2 separate regions of the Homo sapiens genome follow, and region 2 is linked to region 1. Evidence: chromatin loops called from intact Hi-C (ENCODE). Cell type or tissue: CD14-positive monocyte. All regions are shown on one strand. Links, peaks and the distances in the headings refer to the core of each region. The heading gives the core; the rest is flanking DNA.

Region 1 (10,111 bases), core at 1,028-9,027:
GTGGGGTAACTCCTGGAAATGCAAAGTGGGGACCATGCAGAGCTGGGCACCCAGAGTGGACGCTGGTCCAGGGCACAGATGCAGGTTACATGGAGTTGGCCGGAGAAGCCATGGGGCTCAGAATCCAGCCTCGGTTGAAACTCTGTGCCAGGCATTGTGCTACAGACTTCACGCCCTATCTCAGTTTTCTTATTTGTAAAATGGGAGTGATAGAGCTCAACTTATGAGGCTCTTGGGTGAGAATTATTGTGACATTGCATAAAGGGCAGACCTGGCATAGGGCAGAGCTCACAATTTAGCTTTGATAATTGCTGTTCTTGTCATTGCGGTAAATGAGGAAACAGGCATGAAAGGTTACGTGCTCAGCCACAGCCACAGAGCTAGTCAGTAGCTGGAAGAGCTATGACTCAAACATGTTTTCTGACTTCCTTACAGCCCCAGCTACTCAGGAGGCTGAGGCAGGAGGATCACTTGAGCCCAGGAGTTAGAGGCTGCAGTGAGCTATGTTCGTGCTTCCGTACTCCAGCCTGGGCAATGGAGTGACACCTTGTCTCTATTGAAAAAAAAAGGAAAAAAAAGTTTTCTGATTTCCAATTTGTTTGCCCCACACTAAGGCCCTTCCTGGGCCTACCAGTTCTAATTTTTTTTTTTTTTTTTTTAAAAAGAACTTCAACAGTTTGGCCGGGCGTGGTGGCTTACACCTGTAATCTCAGCACTTTGGGAGGCCGAGGCAGGCGGATTGCCTGAGGTCAGGAGTTCGAGACCAATCTGGCCAACATGGTGAGACCCTGTCTCTACTAAAAATACAAAAAAATTAGGCGGGCGTGGTGGCATGCGCCTGTAATCCCAGCTACTCGGGAGGCTGAGGCAGGGGAATTGCTTGAACCAGGGAGGTGGAGGTTGCAGGGAGCCAAGATCGCGCCACTGTGCTCCATCTTGGGCGACAGAGGGAGACTCCATCTAAAAAACAAATAAACAAACAAAAAAGAGTTAACATATCATAAAGCTCACTGGTTTTAAGTCTATGGCTCCATGAGCTTTCATACATTTATACGGTGGTGCCACCATTGCCACAATCCTGTTTTGGAATGCTTCTGTCCCTCCAAAAATTCCCTCTAGCCCATTTGCTCTCAGTCTCCACTCTTGCCCCCTGCCCTAGGCAACCCCTAATCTGCTGTCTTACAGTTTTTCCTTTGCTAGGAAATTCCTATAAATGGAATCTTTTATATGATGAGTAAATCATAATAAATCAAATAAAATACGCACTTTTTGGTGTCAGGCTTCTTTCACTCAGCATAATGTTTGACCTTCATCCATGTTGATCCAGGTATTAATAGTTTGTTCCTTTTTATTCCATTGTATGGATGTATGACTGTTTGTTTACCCATTCACCTTGATGGACATTTGGGTTGATTCCAGTTTGGGGCTAGTATGAATTATGCTGCTACGAACTTTTTTTTTTTTTGAGACAGGGTCTTGCTGTCACATAGGCTGGAGTGCAGTGGCACAATCTCAGCTCGCTGCAGCTTTGACTTCCTGTGCTCAAGTGATCCTCCCACCTCAGCCTCCTGAGTAGCTGGGACCACAGGCGTGATCCGCTGCGCCCAGCTAATTAAAAAAAATTTTTTTGTAGCAATGGGGTCTCTCTATATTGCCCAGGGTCTCTCTCTATCAAACTCTTGGGTTCAAGTGATCCTCCCACCTCGGCCTCCCAAAGTGTTGAGATTACAGGTGTGAGTCACCCTGCCTGAACTGCTATGAATATTTCAGTAGGAGACCTTGTGTGAACATGTTTTCATTAATCTTGGGTGGGTACCTAGGAGGGGAATCACTGGGTCATATAATGAGGGTTTAGCTTTTTAAGAAACTGCCAGTCTTTTCCACAATGGCTGTACCATTGACTTTCCCCCCAGCAGCGATGGGGGTCTGCCCCCGAATTTCTTAAATGAGCATTTATTTCCTCATCCCACAAACCCCTCTTAAGCAACTAATTAGGCCCACGTAGAGCTTGCTGGATTAGCTGTCCATCTCCGAGGGGCTTAGTCCCTTTTCTGCAGTTAGGGGAGTGGGGTGGCTCTCTCCCCTCTGCATAGCATCTTCTGGGTGCTATGAGGAACGCAGAGTGTTTGGACACAGTGCTTGTCTTCAAAGAGCTACAGGAGGAAGCTGAGTCATTACCCTGGGCAGGTAGATCCAGAGAGGGACACAGTATCAGTATAAATGCAGAGAGGGACACAGTATCAGTATAAATGTTCCAAGAATCGAGAGAAGGGAGAAGTCATGTAAACCCAGGAGTTCATCGTCAGACAGGAGTAGGGAGAAGCTTAAAATGGGAGCAAATGGATTTGGATTTGAAACCAACTCTGCCATTTGCCCCATGTGAGATTCTAGGCAAGGTCAATCCCTTAATCTCTCTGAGCCTCAGTTACTACATCTGTACAATGGAGGTGATAAGAACTACCACTCCAGGTTGTTGTGAGAACCAGAAATATGCTTGGCCGGATGCGGTGGCTCACACCTGTAATCCCAACACTTGGAGGCAGAGGCAGGCAGGTTGCTTGAGCCCAGGAGTTCGAGACCAGCTTGGGCAACACAGTGAGACCCCCGTCTCCACAAAAAGAAAGAAAGAAAAAGAAATATGCATGTTGGTGTCTGATATGTAAGTGTCTTGGCAAATGGTAGCAGTTATTGTAGTTTTTCAGAGCTGAGCTCTGAAAAAACGGGCTGCTTGGTGGCAGCCTGGTGGCGGGGAGGGCTGGGAGCCATCTTGGTGACAGGCTTTATTTGCAGTAAATTCTCAAACCCACTGAGAAAGAGCATAGTGGGGCGGGGGGTGGGGGAGGATGGGGAGCCAGAAAGAACCCGGAGAATGAAAACCCAGCCCCTTCCACCGATTCCCACCGCCGCCTTGTCCTTGTCCTCTGAGTGATGATGAGAACGCCTCGGTGGCCGCCCAGCTCACTTTCCCAGGACGTGTTTTAACCCAGCGTTAATTAGTGATTGTGGCTGCATCTAGGGCTGGGGGCTTGAGCTGAAGAAAGAAAGTACCCCAGAGAAAGGCAGACTTTAAAAGGCCCCAAAAGGCTGGGGCAGTGAGGCTCTGTGGAGAGGGAGACAAGCCGTGCATTTGTGTTGCAAATTTCCAGTGTGTGCAAGCCAGCCATTCAATGAGGGCGATGCTACTGGCAGCCGGCATGGGGGTGGGGAGGGAAAGGAAGTCCACAAAGGGGGCCTGTCTGAGGACCTCAGACCCTGCTTTGTAAAAGCTGCTTTCATCCCCCTCCCTGGTTGATGGCAGTGTTCCCAGTCCAAGGCCACTGTGCAAGGATCCAGAGGCCTGGACCCCAGACTCCCAGATTCTCTTGACCCTCCCCACTTGCCCTTCTAGGCCTGTTTTTGTGGCATCAGCAGCAGCAGGTGTCTGAGTGCTCCAGGGTACTGTGTCAGAGGAGACCAGGTTTAAGTGGTGTGGGCTTGCTAGGTGGCTTCAGGCAAAGTCACTTAACCTCCCTGAGTGTCAGTTTCCTCTTCTGTAAAATGGAGATGATGTGGTCCTTTCCCCTGCTTCACAGGGTCCTACCCAAACAGAAGGGCCTGTGATTGGATGGCAGCTCAGAGCTTCATTTCTTTCTCAAAAAGTCTGCATCTGGGAAAGTCATTAGAAGAGCTCTTTTAATGAAGAGATGAGGTTGATTGTACTTAGCAAATCAATGAAGCAACTCTGGGTTCCTTGGAAATGTTACTCCCACGAGTATTTTAATTTTTTTTTTCTTTTGAGATGGAGTTTAGCTCTTGTTGCCCAGGCTGGAGTGCAATGGCATGATCTCAGCTCACAGCAACCTCCACCTCCCGAGTTCAAGCGATTCTCCTGCCTCAGCCTCCCCAGTAGCTGGGATTGCAGGCGTGCACCACCATGCCAGACTAATTTTGTGTTTTTAGTAGAGATGGGATTTCACCATGTTGGCCAGGCTGGTCTCGAACTCCCAACCTCAGGTGATCCACCCACCTCAGCCTCCCAAAGTGCTGGGATTACAGGCGTGAGCCACCGCACCCGGCACTAATTTTTTTTTTTTTTAAGACAGTCTCGTTCTGTCACCCAGGCTGGAGTGCAGTGGCGCGATCTCTGCCCACTGTAACCTCCGCCTTCCAGGTTCAAGCAATTATCCTGCCTCAGCCTCCCAAGTAGCTGAGACTATGGGCACAAGCCACCATGCCCAGCTAATTTTTGTATTTTTAGTAGAGACAGGGTTTCACCATGTTGGCCAGGCTGGTCTTGAACTCCTGACCTCAAGTGATTTGCCTGCCTCGGCCTCCCAAAGCGCTGGGATTACAGGCGTGAGCCACTGCACCTGGCCCATGAGTATTTTAAACATTCACCTTGCTTGGAATCTTTGGGCCTGCCACAAGTCAATTAGGCACACTAACCAGGTTGTTTTTTGAGTTGGTAGACTTGGTGCAGGTGCCACGCCTGCTGCATAGGAGGCTGTCCCCAGCTGATCCTCGGGTAACCTTTCCCTGGTGAAGATATGACCATACTTCAAAAGCCCCCTTGGAGGCCATCTCTTCAAGAAGCATCCTCCCTCCCTGGCCTTGCCTGTGGTTGAGTGATTTTATAATTTTATATGCAGAAAATTGTCTCCTTTCCTGAGACCCTTGGGATGCCTGGGACCAAATCTTTGAGCCCTCTAAAGCTTTCTAATCAAAGTGTGGTCCATAGACCAGCAGTATTGACAGCACCTGGGGGCTTGTTAGGAATGCAGAATGTCAGGCTCCACTCTGGACCAATTGAATCAAAGGCTAAAATCTGTGAGGATTCTAAAGGCATTAGGCACCCTGGTGTCTAAATGCCCGGGATTCTGATCAGGTAGGAGGGCCATGGCCTCAGACAGCCGGGAGATGTCGCTGTTCCCCAGTCATTGGAGTTGTCAGGTTTTGCTACCAAATGCCAGAGGCCCCGCCTGTGGGGCTTTGTTCGCTGTGAAATCCCAGGACTACGAAAGGGTCAGGTCAAGTTTGTCATGCCACCTTTTCATCGGCCACTCAACCTGCGCCTCCTCCCATCTTTCCCTGACCGTTGCTGCCCTGGGTTCTCAGCTATGTTTCCAGATAGGGAAGACTGTGTGATCCCCAAGCCCAGCCCTGCCCCAAGCCCAGCCCTGCCCCAGGATCTCAGGAGAAAGCCCACAGGAGAAAGGGCATCTGGCCAGGCGCAATGGCTCATGCCTATAATACCAGCACTTTGGGAGGTTGAGGTGGGTGGATCACTTGAGGCCAGGAGTTCAAGACCGACCTCGGCGACATGGTGAAACCCCATCTCTACGAAAAATACAAAAATTAGCTGAGCTTGGTGGCATGCGCCTGTAATCCCAGCTACGTGGGAGGCTAAAGCAGAAGAATCACTTGAACTTGGGAGGCGGAGTTTGCAGTAAGCCGAGATCATGCCACTGCACTCCAGTTAGGACAACAGAGCAAGACTCTGTCTCAAAAAAAAAAAAAAAAGGAAGTGCATCCTACAGAGTCTCCCTCAGCCTGGCTCATCAGGCAAGAAGAGCTCAGACCAGCAAGGAGGGGGTGTCTACAGGGAGGACCGCCCTCGCTTGGAATCTCTGAGTTGGGGGATCTTAGTGACAACAGGACCTGCAGACACAGTGAGAAGAATTCCCATGATTTGAGTGTCCACAGGCAAAAGTCAAGGCCTGCTTGGGACTTCAGCTTCCAGTTTCTACTTCCCATGTCAGAGCCAGGTTATCTCACGGTCTTACTTCCCCTCTGTGGTTACAGTGCAGTTAAAGGAACCCTAATAGCCTCGACTGCAGCAAACTCAGGTTTGAGTCAGGGCCAAACGGCCCTCACTCCAGACTAGAAGCAGAGTCATTGGGGTTTCCCTCTAGGGTCTGGAGCTCCCACTCTCTGGGCCTTTCCCACCCTGCCTGGTTTAGTCCCTGAACACCCAGGCCACAGAGCAGAAGGAAGAGCAGCCTCCACACCCAGGCCCCCAGCTCCTGACTCCCCAGTGGCTGGGCCCTGTTGAAGCTGGAACCTCTTCTAAGGCCCAGAACCTGGAATCCATGGCTGAGTGAGACCTGGCTCCCTGCCTAGCTCCTGTCCCCCTGGGGTCAGCCCCAGTCACCACCACCCAATGACTCACGGAGTCTAGCTGTCCTGGATTTCCGCAGTCTAGCAGTAACATCTACATGCCAGTCACGTAACATACGTGATCTCATCTCATTCAACAACCTTGAGCCTTAGGAACACATAGTGCTCTCATTTCATGGTGGAAGAAGCTGAGTCTTGGAGATATTGGGTAACTCGTCCAATCTCATACAGACGGTACATGGAGAGGCCGGGGTTAGGAGTGGGGCTTGCCTGCCTCCAGACAAGCTCGCCTGCCCCGGAACAGTGCTATCCCTGACCCTGCCTCAGCAGCCCAGGGCTAATTTCTGCCAGCTTGATTTCCCATGGATTGGTATCAGCAGGGTCCATGTGGGTCCTGCGAGGTGGAGTGATAAAGGTGACAAGTGAGGACACTGCAATGGAAGATGGCACTGCACTTTACATTTGCACTTGTCATGGTGATAGTGACATTTCTGATTAACATCAGAACTTTGGTCTGCTGATTTCACCCGTGAACTTGGAGCCAGAAGTCCCAGGATCCATCTGATCTCTGACCCAATTGCCACGTCCTTCAGGTGAGAGATGGTCCCAGGCATGCACAAACATTCCAGGATATTAATTGATGATGAAAAGTCATCATTAATTTATTGGCATATTTTGTCTTTTATTCCTGCCTCCTTCCATCCTTTGATAATTTATCCATCAGATATCGATGTAATAATACCCATCAGGTGCTAAGTGCTGTGTTTGGTGTCCAGGAGCCAAGGAAGTGTAAAGCACAATTCAAATGAACTGATATTTATCAAGTGCCGCTATGTGCCATTCACCGAGTTGGGGGCTCCAGGCATTCTGTGGACTTGCTTTGGTGCAATTTTCATCCTAGCTAGACAAGTGGGCAAACAGATAATTACACAGTGTGATATACACAGTCTATAATCGAGGTGCATACAAGGAGCTGTGGGAGCAGAGTGGGTGTGGCCTTCACCCTGCTAAGGAGCAGGAAAGGCTTTGCCTAGGATGTAACTTTTTTTTGGGAGGGGGGCACAAGCTCTCACTCTGTCGCACAGACTGGAGTGCAGTGGCACGATCTTGGCTCACTGCAAGCTCCGCCTCCCGGGCTCAAGCGATTCTCCTGCCTCAGCCTCCGGAGTAGTGGATTACAGGTGCGCGTCACTACCGCCCGGCTAATTTTTGTATTTTTAGCAGAGATGGGGTTTCACCATGTTGGCCAGGCTGGTCTTGAATGCCTGACCTCAAATAATCCACCCCCCTCAGCCTCCCAAAGTGTTGGGATTACAGGTGTGAGCCACCTCGTCTGGCTCCTTTTTTTTGGAAACAAGGTCTCACTCTGTCACCCAGGCTGGAGTGCAGTGGCATGATCTGGGCTCACTGCAACCTCTGCCTCCTGGGCTTGGGTGATTCCCCCACCTCAGCCTCCTGAGTAGCTGGGGCTACAGGCACGTGCCACCATGCCAGGCTACTTTTGTATTTTTTGCAGAAACGGGGTTCCTCCATGTTGCCCAGGCTGGTCTAGAACCTGTGGGGTCAAGCAATCCACCTGCCTCAGCCACCCAAAGTGCCGGGATTATAGACGTGAGTCACTGTGCCCGGCCAGGATGTGACTTTTAAGCTGGATCTTGAAGAAAGAGGAAAAATTAATCCAGCCTGAGCAAAGGCTTGGAGGCCTGGTTAGTGAACAACAAATTATTTGGTGTGGCTGGAGTGAGGGTCCTCACATCTTTCTGGGCTTCGGACCTGGACCCCAGATTCAGTTGTCCAGGGTAGGGCCCAGGGTTCTGAATTTTTAACTAGGGCCTCAAGTGATTCTGGTACAGGTGCGAGGTCCCACAGACTGGGAAACTCGGGCCTGTGGCTTCAGCGGCAAGAAATGTGGATGAATCTGGAACAATGCATTAGGGCCAAGCTGTGCAGGGTGTTAAATGCCATGCTAAGGAATTTGGACCTGTCTTGTTCTCAATGGAGAGAGTCCATTGGAGGCTTTCAAGCCCTGGAGTGGTGGTTTTGGAAGGAAAATGTTGCCAGCAGCCTGGTGGGAGGAACAGAGACCCGAGAGGCTAGAGAGAAGAAGCCCAGTGAGGAAGCTTTCACAGCTGTCCAGGCCAGCCATCCTGGAGGCCTGAGCTGGGGGTTTGGGGGGGCGGTGGGCAAGGAGCATGGGAGTGGGGGCGCTGGATTTGAGAGGGCTCTGAAAAATGGGGCGCAGGCCTGCAGTAGATGGATGAGGAAGGTGAAGGAGAGGTTGTTGAGAATGGGCTGGGGGGCCTCAAGGGCTGATCAGGATGCACCAGGGCAGTGGGTTGAGGGGAGGAACAATAGAGCCAATTTGCATGAGTTGAGTTTTTCACTCATGTGACCTCCAGGAGGATGTGGGTAACAGGTATTGGATCTTGTCCGAAGCTTGGAGAAGGTGGTTGAAGTTGAGGGGAGAGCTTTTTTTTTTTTTTTTTTTTTTTTTTTTTTGAGAGGGAGTTTTGCTCTTGTTGCCCAGGCTGAAGTGCAATGGTGCAATCTTGGCTCACCGCAACCTCTGCCTCCTGGGATCAAGCGATTCTCCTGCCTCAGCCTCCCAAGTAGCTGGGATTACAGGCATGCGCCACCATACCTGGCTAATTTTGTATTTTTAGTAGAGACAGGGTTTCTCCATGTTGGTCAGACTGGTCTCAAACTCCCAACCTCAGGTGATCTGCCAGCCTCGGCCTCCCAGAATGCTGGGATTACAGGCATAAGCCACCACGTCTGGCTGAGACTTTGAAGAGCAAAGAGGTATTAGAAGACTGTAGACTGCTTACGAATCTTCAGGGCACGTGGAGGCAGAATTAGAAAAAGAGGCCAGGTGTGCTGGGCCACACCTGTAAGCCCAGCACTTTGGGTGGCCAAGGTGGGATTGCTTGAGGCCAGGAGTTTGAGACCAACCTGGGCAACAAAGCAAGACACCCACTCCCCATGTCAAAAGCAGAAGCGAAGAGAAGGGGAGGGGAGGGGAGAGGAGGGGAGGGGAGGGGAGGGAAAGGAGAAGGAAAGAGGCAAGAAGAACACACTAGAAAAGTAGCTGTTTGGTTGTTTTTTAATTTATTATCTCCACTTTGCAGATGGGGAAACTGGGACTCAGACAATTAAATAACTTGTCCATGGCCACTATGCTTAGCAGGGTAAGGCTGGAGTTTTGAACCTAAGTCTCTTTGGCTCCAGTGCCCATACTCTCTTGGCTGAGTCTCCCAAAGGCAAATCCTGTCCCCAGACACAAAATAAACAGATTCAAAGATTGGGGGTGAATGGGTGGAGGTGAGGAAGATGCAGCAAAAAGAACTTGCAGGAGGCCAGGCGCGGTGGCTCACGCCTGCAATCCCAGCACTTTGGGAGGCTGAGACAGGTGGATCTCCTGAGGTCAGGAGTTTGAGACCAGCCTGGCCAAAGTAGTGAAACCCCATCTCTACTAAAAATACAAAAATTACCCGGGTGTGGTGGCAGGCACCTATAATCCCAGGTACTCGGGAGGCTGAGGCCGGAGAATCACCTGAATCCGGGAGGCAGGTTGCAGTGAGCTGAGATCATGTCATTGCACTCCAGCCTGGGGGACAGAGCGATACTCCATCTAAAAAAACAAAAAAAGAATAACTTGCAGGACAGAGGCAGGGGAGACCAGCATATTAAGTGAGCCTATTTTTCATTCCTTCTCCCACTAGAATATATTGAAGAAAACCACAGACTTCATATTATTTCATCGATAAATATTTCAGTATGTATCTCAGAAAGATAAGGCTCTTTTTTAGACATAGTCACAATCCCATTATCACACTTTAAAAAAAAAATCTAACAATAATTCCTATTAAGGAAACCTATCGAGGACAATCTGACAAGACCTCAGAATGGAAGTGGGCTTGTATATCTTGAGCCAGCACTGTCACAAAGCCATGATAAGGAATTTAAATTTTCCCAAGATAATTACAGCCAAGGCGAACAGGGGGTTGGAAATGCA
Region 2 (10,111 bases), core at 1,079-9,078, 67 kb after region 1:
TCTGGGGAATCCAGGCCTGAGATTCCTGTCCCAACAAGTGTTGGGGCCTGTTGAGCGTCAAGCGCTGGTCTGAGCAATGCCGGAACATGATGATGACCCAGCCCACCCTCTCCCTGCTGGAGAAACATCCACTGGGAGGAGTGCAGATGGGATCTACGAAGCTTTGACCTGGGCTTGGGGGTCAGGGGAGGGACCAAAGAATGGAACAGGAGTTAGCAGGGGATTAGAGACAGGAAGGACATCCCAGCAGAGGGCAAGCAGGAGCAGGGCCCACTGGGGAGACAGCGGCAGGGAAGAGGGGTGGTGGAGGTTCAGCCGTTCAGCCTTGCAGGCAGATGAGGTAGGACTGGAGAGGCTGGCGGGGCCCTGGTGGCCTCTTAAGTGTGAGCTTTGGCCTAAGGCCCCTGGAGAGCCACTGAAGGATCAGAGCTGTGATTTGGAAAGAAGAACACAAGGACTGTTTTTTAACATTATTTTATTTTTTTGAGTTGGAGTCTTGCTCTGTCACCCAGGCTGGAGTGCAGTGGCACGATCTCGGCTCACTGCAGCCTCCGCCTCCTGGGTTCAAGCGATTCTCCTGCCTCAGCCTCCTGAGTAGCTGGGATTACAGGTGCACACCACCACGCCTGGCTCATTTTCTTGTATTTTTGGTAGAGACGGGGTTTCGCCATGTTGGCCATGCTGGTCTCGAACTCCTGACCTCAAGTGATTGACCCACCTCAGCCTCCCACAGTGCTGGGATTACAGGCTTGACCACTGAGCTTGGCCACAAGGACTGTTATAGGATGAATTAGGGAGGGGCACAGCTGGGATCTGGATGAGCCAGGCCCCACCTGAGTACCAGGGAGGGGATGAAAGGAGGGGATAGTTGGAGTGGAGGAGGGAGGCCAGGGATGCCAGGTTTCTGGTGGAAGTTCTTTTTTGTTTTTTTTTTAGATAGGGTCTCCCTCTGTTGTCCAGGCTGGAGTGCAGTAGTCATGGCTCACTGCAGCCTCAACCTCGCTTGCTCAAACAACCCTCCCACCTCGGCCTCCCAGGGTGCTGGGATTACAGGTGTGAGCCACCTCACCCGTTCTCTGGCTGAAGTTCTTGAAAGGGTGGGATCCCAGAGGAGGGCCAGTTTCAGGGAACAGAAGATATGTTCTGCCTGGGATGAGTGGAGTCTCTGGGATACTGTGTCGGGGTAGGAGGACGTTCTATGGAAAGGTCTGGATGATGACTGGACAGATGGGTCCAGAGTTCTGGAGGGAGGCCAGGGCTGGGGAGGGAGATCTGGCATGCAGCTGGGTAGGTAGTCCCTTCTCGATCCTACAGCGGTGACCTCCAGAGCGCTCCATGTATTGGCTTTTCTCCTTCCCTGCCTTTCCCTTCCTGCTTCTTTGCTCCAGCTTCCTGGGGTCACTTCTCAAAAGAGTAGTCTCGGGCTCTGCTTCAGGAGAACCTGAACTAAGATAGAGTGAAGCTGAAGCCACCAGACAGTGGGCTGGCTCCTCTTGGGCTAACACTGGCTGTGTCCTCAGCCCAGGCCCAGTGCAAAGGAGCCTCCCTTCCTCATTACCCGCTTCTGCCCTACCCCGGGAACGTGTGTGGACGTAGAAAGGGTGAGTCAAGGCCAAGGGGAAGGGGAAGGGGAAGGGGACATCCCAGAACGTCACGAAGAAGAACTGGGCACTTCCTCCTGGGGGTAGCACTCTTTCTCATCAATGGTGCCACGACAGGTGCAAAATGCACAACGGATGTCACAGAGCATCCCCAGCAGGTGCCCCCAGAGGGACCAGCCCAGAGCGGGTGCGGAAAGGCCAAGTGCATGACCAGCCGCCTTGAGGACTTTGGCCCCCAGGAACCTTGGGCTGTGGACTAGGCCTTGTACTTGGGCTTCCCGACTAGTTGGGAAGCAAAGATCCGTGTGCTTAGAGGGCGCTAGATGGCACTTTAAAAATAACTCATAGGCCGGGTGCAGTGGCTCACGCCTGTAATCCTAGCACTTTGGGAGGCCAAAGCAGGAGGATCACTTGAGCCCAGGAGTTCAAGACCAGCCTGGGCAACATAGGGAGGCCCTCGTCTTTACAAAAAAAGTTTTTTTTTTTTTTTTTTTTTTTTTTTTATAATTAGCCGGGCATGGTGGTGGTCGCCTGTGGTCCCAGCTACTTGGGAGGCTGAAGTGGCAGGATCACTTGAGCCCAGTTCAAGATCAGTGTGGGCAAGATGGTGAGACCCTATCTCTTAAAAAAAAAAAGAAAAAGAAAAGAAAAGAAAGTAGGAAGGAAGGAAAGAAAGGAAAGAAAGGAGGAAGAAAGGAAGAAAAGAAAGAAAGAGAAGGAAAGAAAGAAAGAAAGAGAAAGGAAAGAAAGAAAGAAAGAGAGAGAGAAAGAAAGAAAGGAAGGCAAGCCAGGTGTCATGGCGCTCATCTCTAGTCCCAGCTACTCTGGAGGCTGAGGTGGGAGGATTCCTCGAGCCCAGGAGTTTGAGGCTGCAGTGAGTTGTGATGATGCCACTGCACTCCAGCCTGGGTGACAGAATGAGACCTCCTGTGTCTAAAAAACACATAAATACATAAAACTAACTTAAGCTATTTTCTATTGCCTGAGCAACATTAGCTCACTGTAGAAAACTTAAAAAATGCCCAGGCGCAGTGGCTCACACCTGTAATCCCAGCACTTTGGGAGGCCGAGGCGGGTGGATCACCTGAGGTCAGGAGTTCGAGACCAACCTGACCAACATGGCAAAACCCCATCTCTATTAAAAATACAAAAATTAGCCAGGTGTGGTGGCGCATGTCTGTAATCCCAGCTAGCTGGGAGGCTGAGGCAGGAGAATGGCTTGAACCTGGGAGGCAGAGGTTGCAGTGAGCCGAGATAGCGCCACTGCATTCCAGCCTGGGTGACAAAAGCAAAACTGTCTCAAAAAAAAAAAAAAAAAAAGAGAGAGAGAAGAAAACGTAAAAAATAAAGACAAGCATAAAAGAAAAAATTATTAAGCTCATCGGTGATCCCCCACCCCCAGGGCAACTGCTAGTATCATGGAAGTGTTTATTCCATTTTTCCTGTGCCCACTTTTTTAAAAGACAGAAATAGTTACATCATTAATGCTATAATATTTTAATTTACTAATATGACATGAACTCTTTCCATGTCAAAACATATGAATCTTTAGCTGGGCGTGGTGGTGTGCGCCTGTAGTCCCCGCTATTCAGAGGCTGAGGTGGGAGGATCTCTTGAGCCCCGGAGGTTGAGGCTGCAGCGAGTCGTGATTGTGCCATTGCACTCCAGCCTAGGCAACAGAACAAGACCTTTTCTCAAAAGAACTAAAAAAGAAAATAAAAGTTATGTGGATCTACATTATTAATTTTAAGGCCGTCATAATTATCTACTTTATTAATGGACTTGTCCGGCTGCACCAGAAATGATAATAATATGCATTCACTGGGTATCTAGCATGTGTGTCATTACACAGCCATATGAGGTGTGTACAAGTATCCCCGTTTTACCAATGAGAGAAGTGAGAGTCGGGGGTTAATGACCTCCAAGGCCACACAGCTACCGAGGCAGGATTCAAACCCAGGTCTGCTCTTAACCGTGATGTTCAGCCACCCGGCAGGTCCCTCCCACTGACCCCTATATTTGTTTCTGCAAAAAAATTCTGATGAGTCAGAGCCCCGTGTGTGCATTTTACCAGTTCCACTTGGAGGGAAACTTTATTTGCAGGGCATTACATTGGGGCAGGAAGGGTTGGGGGAGCAGACATCACCATCCCTCCAGCCTGCCCCCTGGACATCGCACTGCTTCCCTTAGCAGCTATGGAAACCACTCCGACCAGAGAGGGGAAGGGACTTGCCCAAGGCCACACTGTTCAGAGGCTGCACAGGACTGCAGTCCTGGCTTCCGATTTCCCACTGGGGTGTGGATGAAGCATGCGGGACACACGAGACATAGGGATTAGAGGCTCCAGGTCCAAAGGGCAGGGACGGTGCCAGTCTTGGTCACTCACTGCTCACTTGTCTGTCCCCAGCTCCAGCACAGGAGCTGACATGCAGGCCTGAATGGATAAAGACGATAAGGAAGGCAAGACTGGGAGGGATCTCTGTGGAAGACTTCCAGGAGGGGCCGGGGTTGGGCCAAAGGGGAGTGGGGCTTGGACCAGCAGAGAGGAGATGGTGGTACTGCGTGGGCAGGTGTGTGGAGGAGGGAGGAAACCTGGCCTGCTGAGGAGAGAAATGGGTCTGGGAGCAGGCCAGCCAGCCAGAGGGGATGAGTCTGGGCGTGGCCAGAGCAGACCAAGGAGGCTCCAGGCTCCGCCTCTGGGGCAGCCCCACTCCCCCACCAGCCCCCCGTCCCCCAGCCCCACCACAGAGCCCTGCCTGGGTAATTCCTGAACAGGAACAGAAGGAGGAAGCTGTACAAGTGACACTCAGCTGGTGAGTGGGAGGCAGGGTTTGGTTTCCTTTCCAGATGAGCCCTGGGTTTGTTCAGCCCTGGTGCGTGCCCCCACCCCTGCCCCTCCCCTGCTGTCTGTGGCCTTGGCTCAGGCACTGGTGAATCTCAGAGGCCAGGCAGGCCAGAAAGGAGCCATCCAGGCCAGGAAATGGGGAGGTCCTGTTGCGTGGGAATCCCCTGGGAGGGTGGCTTGACGTGTCCCCTTCTCTCTCGGACCAGACTGTGAGAACTGAAAGCTGGGACCGCAGCTTTCACATCCTTCCGGTGTGGCAAAGTCCTTTCCATCCTTCAGGACCCAATCTATTTTATTTTTTTACTTTGGAGATGGGATCTTGCTTTGCTGCCCAGGCTGCAGTGTAGTGGCACAATCATGGCTCACTGCAGCCTCAAACTCCTGGGCTCAAGTGATCCTCCTGCCTCAACCTCCTGAGTAGCTGGAGTACAGGCACACCTACCATGCCTGGCTAATTTTTAATCATTTTTGTAGATACGGGGCCTCGCTGTGTTGCCCAGGCTGGTCTCAAACTCCTGGGCTCAAGTGATCCTCCTGCCTCACCCTCCCAAAATGTTGGGATTACAGGCGTGAGCCATTGCACCCAGCAGAGACTCAATCTAAATGTCCCTCGTTTGGTAAACTCTCCGAGAATCCCCTATCAAGGCAAACTGACAAATGCTCCCCACCCCCGAACTCCTGTAGCACTCAGAACACACTTAAAAATAAAAAGAATCACTGTTTATTGGGTGTCCACAATGCACAGGGTCTCACATTTCACCTCCTTGTTGTACCTCTCAGCATCACTGACAGTTGGCACCATCCTTAGTTCCATTTTACTGAGCAGCTCAGTGGGGCACAGGGAGGTTGCAGGGTTGCAGGCAGTGGGGCTGGGTCTCCTGGATACCAAAGTGTGTCGCTCTCTGGCCCTCCTGCTCATAGTGTTTCAGGGTCTGTTTCCTCTTCTGGCTTGGAGCCTTCAAAGGGCAGAGTCTGTGTCCCTGGAGACCTGGCCTTGGGGAGGTGTTGACCCATGGACAAATCTTTGAACCTCCCCACCAGCCTTCACCATGATGAGGACCTAGGCTGGTGCCTTGTATACAGTAGGCTGTTACTGAATTCTTGTGACATTGAGAAAGCTTGATCTTAGTCCAGGCTCTGTCATAAACTTGCAGTTTGAGTTTGGGCAAGTCACTTCTATTCTCTGGTCCTAAGTTTCCCTGGGTTTAGAAGGAAATGTTTACAGACAAGTGTCTTAACTTCCTCCCTGTCCGAAAATTCAGTCCTTTGCTCTAGAACATGGCACATACCCCACACTCAATTTCCCTTATTATTATTGTTATATTAAGTTTTTTTTTTCTCAAGTGGGCTTGCTAGGGAATCCCTGATTATTAATATCCATGATAGTATAGTATGTTACAATTAACGAACCAATATTGATACATTATTATTAACTAAAGTCCATATTTGCTATGGAGTTCCTTAGTTTTTCCCTAATGCCTAATGTCCCCTTTTTTTTTTTTTTTTTTTTTTGAGACAGTGTCTCGATCTGTCACCTAGGCTGGAGTGCAGTGGCATGATCTCGGCTCACTGCAACCTCCACCTCCTGGGTTCCAGCTATTTTCCTGCCTTAGCCTCCTGGGTAGCTGGGATTACAGGCATGCACCGCCAAGCCTGGCTAATTTTTGTATTTTTAGCAGAGATGGGGTTTCACCGTATTGGCCAGGCTGTTCTCGAACTCCTGATTTCAGGTGTTCCACCTGCTTTGGCCTCCCAAAGTGCTGGGATTCCAGGCATGAGCCACTGCGCCTGGCACCTATGTCCTTTTTCTGTCCCAGGATCATGTCTCCTCTTGGCTTTGATAGTTTCTCGGACTTTTCTTTTTTTGATGACCCTGACAGTTTTGAGGAATACTAGTTAGGTGTTCTGTTTTTTGTTTTTCGTGTTTTTTTTTTTTGTTGTTGTTGTTTGTTTGTTTTTTGAGATGGAGTCTTGCTCTGTTGCCAGGCCAGAGTACAGTGGCGTAATCTCAGCTCATTGCAACCTCCACCTCCCGGGTTCAAGCAATTCTCCTGCCTCAGCCTCTCGAGTAGCTGGGACTACAGGCATGTGCCACCACGCCCAGCTAATTTTTGTATTTTTAGTAGAGACGGCGTTTCACCATATTGGCTAGGATGGTCTCGATCGCTTGACCTTGTGATCCGCCCGCCTTGGTCTCCCAAAGTGCTGGGATTACAGGCATGAGCCACCTTGCCTGGCCTTTTATTTTTTATTTTTTGGATAGTGTCTAAGTCTGTCACCCAGGCTTGAGTACCGTGACACAATCATAGCTCACTGCAGCCTCCACCTCCCAGGCTCAAGCGATTCTCCCACCTCAGCCTCCTGAGTAGCTGGGACTACAGGCATGTGCCCCCATGCCCAGCTAATTTTATTAAAAAATTTGTTTTTTGGTAGAGATAGGGTCACACCATGTCACCCAGGTTGGTCTTGAACTCCTGGCCTCAAGTGATCCTCCTGCCTTGGCCTCCCAAAGTGCTGGGATTATAGATGTGAGCCACAGTGCCTGGCCTAGTCTGGTGTTCTGTAGAATGCCCCACTATTAGAATCTGTCTGAGGCTTTTCTCATGGCTAGACTGGGGTTCCGGGTTCTGAGGAGAAAGACCACAGAGGTAAAATGCCATTCTAATCACATCATATCAAGGGCAAATGTTATCAGCAGGCCCGATCACTGCTGATGTTGTCCTGATCACCTGGCTGAGATAGCGTTTGTAAGGTTCCTGCACTGCAAAGGCACCGCCCCCACCCCTCTTTCCACCCTGAACTCTTTAGAAGGGAGCCACCAAGCACAGCCCACATCTAGGGACTGGGGAGTAATGTTCCTCTCCTTGAGGGTGGAGTATAGTGTGAATATTTTTTCTTCTATCTACTTTTCAAAGTACTCCCACAAAACATTGCTACATTGCATCTTCCCAATGCTTAGGAAATGTGGAGGATGGAGGCATTCCATTGAGGTGGAGGCCAGTGCTCAGAGGGGCAGCAGTGGTTCCCTGCCCGGCCCCTGTGGATCTGGCCTTTTGCTCTTGGATGTGAAATATGCGAGCTTTGAGGTTCACAGACCCGGGTAGCACAGAACCGCAGCACCTGAGTTCCAGATTCAGGAAGGCTTAATTTTTTTTTTTTTTTTTTTTTTTGAGAGGGAGTCTTGCTCTGTTGCCCAGGCTGGAGTGCAGTGGTGCAATCTCAGCTCACTGCAACCTCTGCCTCCCGGGTTCAGGAAATTCTCCTGCCTCAGGCTCCCGAGTAGCTGGGATTACAGGCACCTGCCACCACACCCAGCTAGTTTTTGTATTTTTAGTAGAGATGGGGTTTCACTATGTTGGCCAGGCTGGTCTCGATCTCCTGATCTCAGATGATCCACCTGCCTCGGCCTCCCAAAGTGCTGGGATTACAGGCGTGAGCCACCGCACCCAGCCAGGAAGGCTTGAATTTTGTTTGGGTTTGAATTCAAGGTCCCGCCCTTCCTCACCACGTCATGTCACCTCACTGAGCCTCAGTTTCCTCATCTGTATGGTGGGATAACAATAGCTAGCTCCTACCTTGTTGCGTTGTGAAGAATGAACTAGATGCTACATCCAGAGTCCCTGGAAGCGATTCCCTGCTCAGGAAACTCCTTGCACCAGGACTGTGAGCCATGGTGATTATTTTTACAATGATTCTTTCAGCCCTCCTGTCGTGACCGTCTCCTCTCTGTGCGGCAGGTTTCTCACCCCCTGTGGACTGTGGGGTCACAGCTCTAGCTGCAGATTTCCGGCTGCCCTCTGCCCTCCCATCAGGCCAGGCAGATCAAGGGCCCAGCCTCCTTTCATCTTTTCTCACAAACATTCTGGGATGTGGCGGAAGGAGGCCTGGGCTGGGGTGGGATGGTGGCTCTGCCTGCCAGCAACTCTCTGTGTGACCTTGGGAGAATGCTTGTCCTTCTCTGGGCCTCTTCTGCAGCCTGAGGGGAGTGAGGTGTTGAGCGTACTTGGCCGTCATGCGAGCCCAGTGGGGCCAGGCGTCTCCCCCATTTTCACATGGGCAGGTCTTTTCTGCCTTTGACGTCTGTGTTTTGTCTCCAGATTCTGGGCTGGGTAGAGACACACTTGAGCCTGAGGTTCCCCATCTGTGAACCGGCCACACAGCCCAGAAGGTCCGGCTGTGAGGGTTTGAATGTGTGGGGCTGTGCTCAGTGGTTAATGCCGTTTGAAGGTCACCACTCAGGCGCCACCTGCTCAGGTGCTGCTGTCACCATCTCTTCCCTGACGGGGGCACATTTGTTATGATTAATGAATCAATACAATATTGATACATTATTATTATTTAAAAAAATTTCAGAGGCAGCGTCTCACTCTGTTAGCCAGGCTGGAGTGCAGTGGTACCATCACGGCTCACTGCAGCCTTGACCTCCTGGGCTCAAGCGATCCTCCTGCCTCAGCCTCCCAAGTAGCTGGGATACAGGTGCACACCACGCCTAGCTAATTTTTTGTTGTTGTTTTTTGTGGAGACAGGGGTCTCACTGTATACCCAGGCTAATCTTGAACTCCTAGACTCAAGTGATCCTCCCACTTCAGCCTCGATGCTGGGATTACAAGGCATGAGCCATTGCACCTGGTCTGATACATTATTATAATTGAAGTCCATGCTTTAGTCAGACTTCCTAAGTCTTTCCCTAATGTCTTTTTTCTGCCCCAGGATCATGTCTCCTCTTTGCTCTGATAGTTTTTCAGATTTTTCTTTTCTGCCTTTGACACCCATGTTTTGGACGCCCCTCCCGGTGCTGGCCGCTGGGGGAGAACAAGCTCATCTGCTCCTGGCTCCTGACTCCCATGGGGTTGGGGATGCTTCTCTAGTGTCTTGGGTTTCCCACCTTCGGCCAGTTTGGCCTCACTTCCTGGAACACGGATATATGCCCATGCACACACTCCTGTGTGAGCCAGGCCTTCTGCATCAGCTGGGTCCCCGCTGCTCCTCAGCACAGAGGCCTCCTGACTGCCCCCTCCCTGTCCCCTAATGTGACCGCCACTCCATGTCTCCCCAGGCCCTGCTCTGCTCACCACCCTCCGTGGCTCCCACCACCTCCAGGACAGAAGCCACGCCTGGCACTCAGGGATCCTCAGGTTCCCCTACCACCCTTCCCACCTCACTTCCCCGACTCCAGCCCAACCGCCATGCTGTGCTTCGCAAACACCACCTGCTTCTGCATGGAGTTGCAGACGCAGCGGCGTTCCCCATCTCTGTCTTTGCTCACACTGTCCCTCTACCTGCACACCTGTCCTGTCCTGTTTGTTATTATAATTATCTTGTTTTTTGAGACAGGGTCTTGCTCTGTCACCCAGGCTAGAGTGCAGTGGTACGATCATGGCTCACTGCAGCCTCGATCTCCTGGGTTCAAGTTATCTTCCCAGCTCAGCCTTCCCAGTACCTGGGACCACAGGTGCACACCACCACATCTGGCTAATTTTTAGTTTTTTTTTTTTTTTTTTGTAGAGACAGGGCCTCACTATATTGCCCAGACTGGTCTCAAACTCCTGGACTCAAGTGATCCTCCTGCTTCAGCCTCCCAAAGTGTTGGGATTATAGGCGTGACCCACCATGCCCTGCCTCCCTGTCCCATTTTCACCTGGCAACCATCTCCCCAGGCTTCTAA

Evidence for each region. Hi-C counts contacts between places; a loop is a spot of excess contacts. Peaks named below come from ENCODE experiments on the same cell type or tissue, not always from the same donor. Only the 100,000 strongest peaks of a DNase experiment are listed, where the experiment ranks them.
Region 2: a loop joins it to region 1, with 4 times the contacts of the local background. A loop is called at or near these places in 17 of 110 quality-filtered maps.

What each region holds. Positions count from the first base shown.
Region 1 is chr20:37,264,961-37,275,071 of GRCh38, forward strand. No RefSeq gene overlaps it. Among named protein-coding and RNA genes, the nearest start is that of GHRH, 8.2 kb to the left of the region's middle. RefSeq lists silencers at 186-305, 446-495 and enhancers at 2,917-3,463, 3,464-4,011, 5,525-5,594. In CD14-positive monocyte, for the core only: CTCF peaks have their summits at 4,873 (motif pointing right) and 5,074; DNase peaks (open chromatin) are centred at 4,951, 5,451, 5,821 and 6,181; H3K27ac peaks cover 4,661 bases.
Region 2 is chr20:37,332,289-37,342,399 of GRCh38, forward strand. LOC105372606 (a long non-coding RNA gene) reads right to left here. Exons shown (of 2, transcript XR_936699.2): 2 at 5,152-5,645. Among named protein-coding and RNA genes, the nearest start is that of SRC, 8.8 kb to the right of the region's middle. RefSeq lists enhancers at 4,032-4,531, 7,848-8,380. In CD14-positive monocyte, for the core only: no CTCF peak of the experiment used is centred there; DNase peaks (open chromatin) are centred at 1,613, 3,693, 4,513 and 5,491; H3K4me3 peaks cover 1,798 bases; H3K27ac peaks cover 3,968 bases.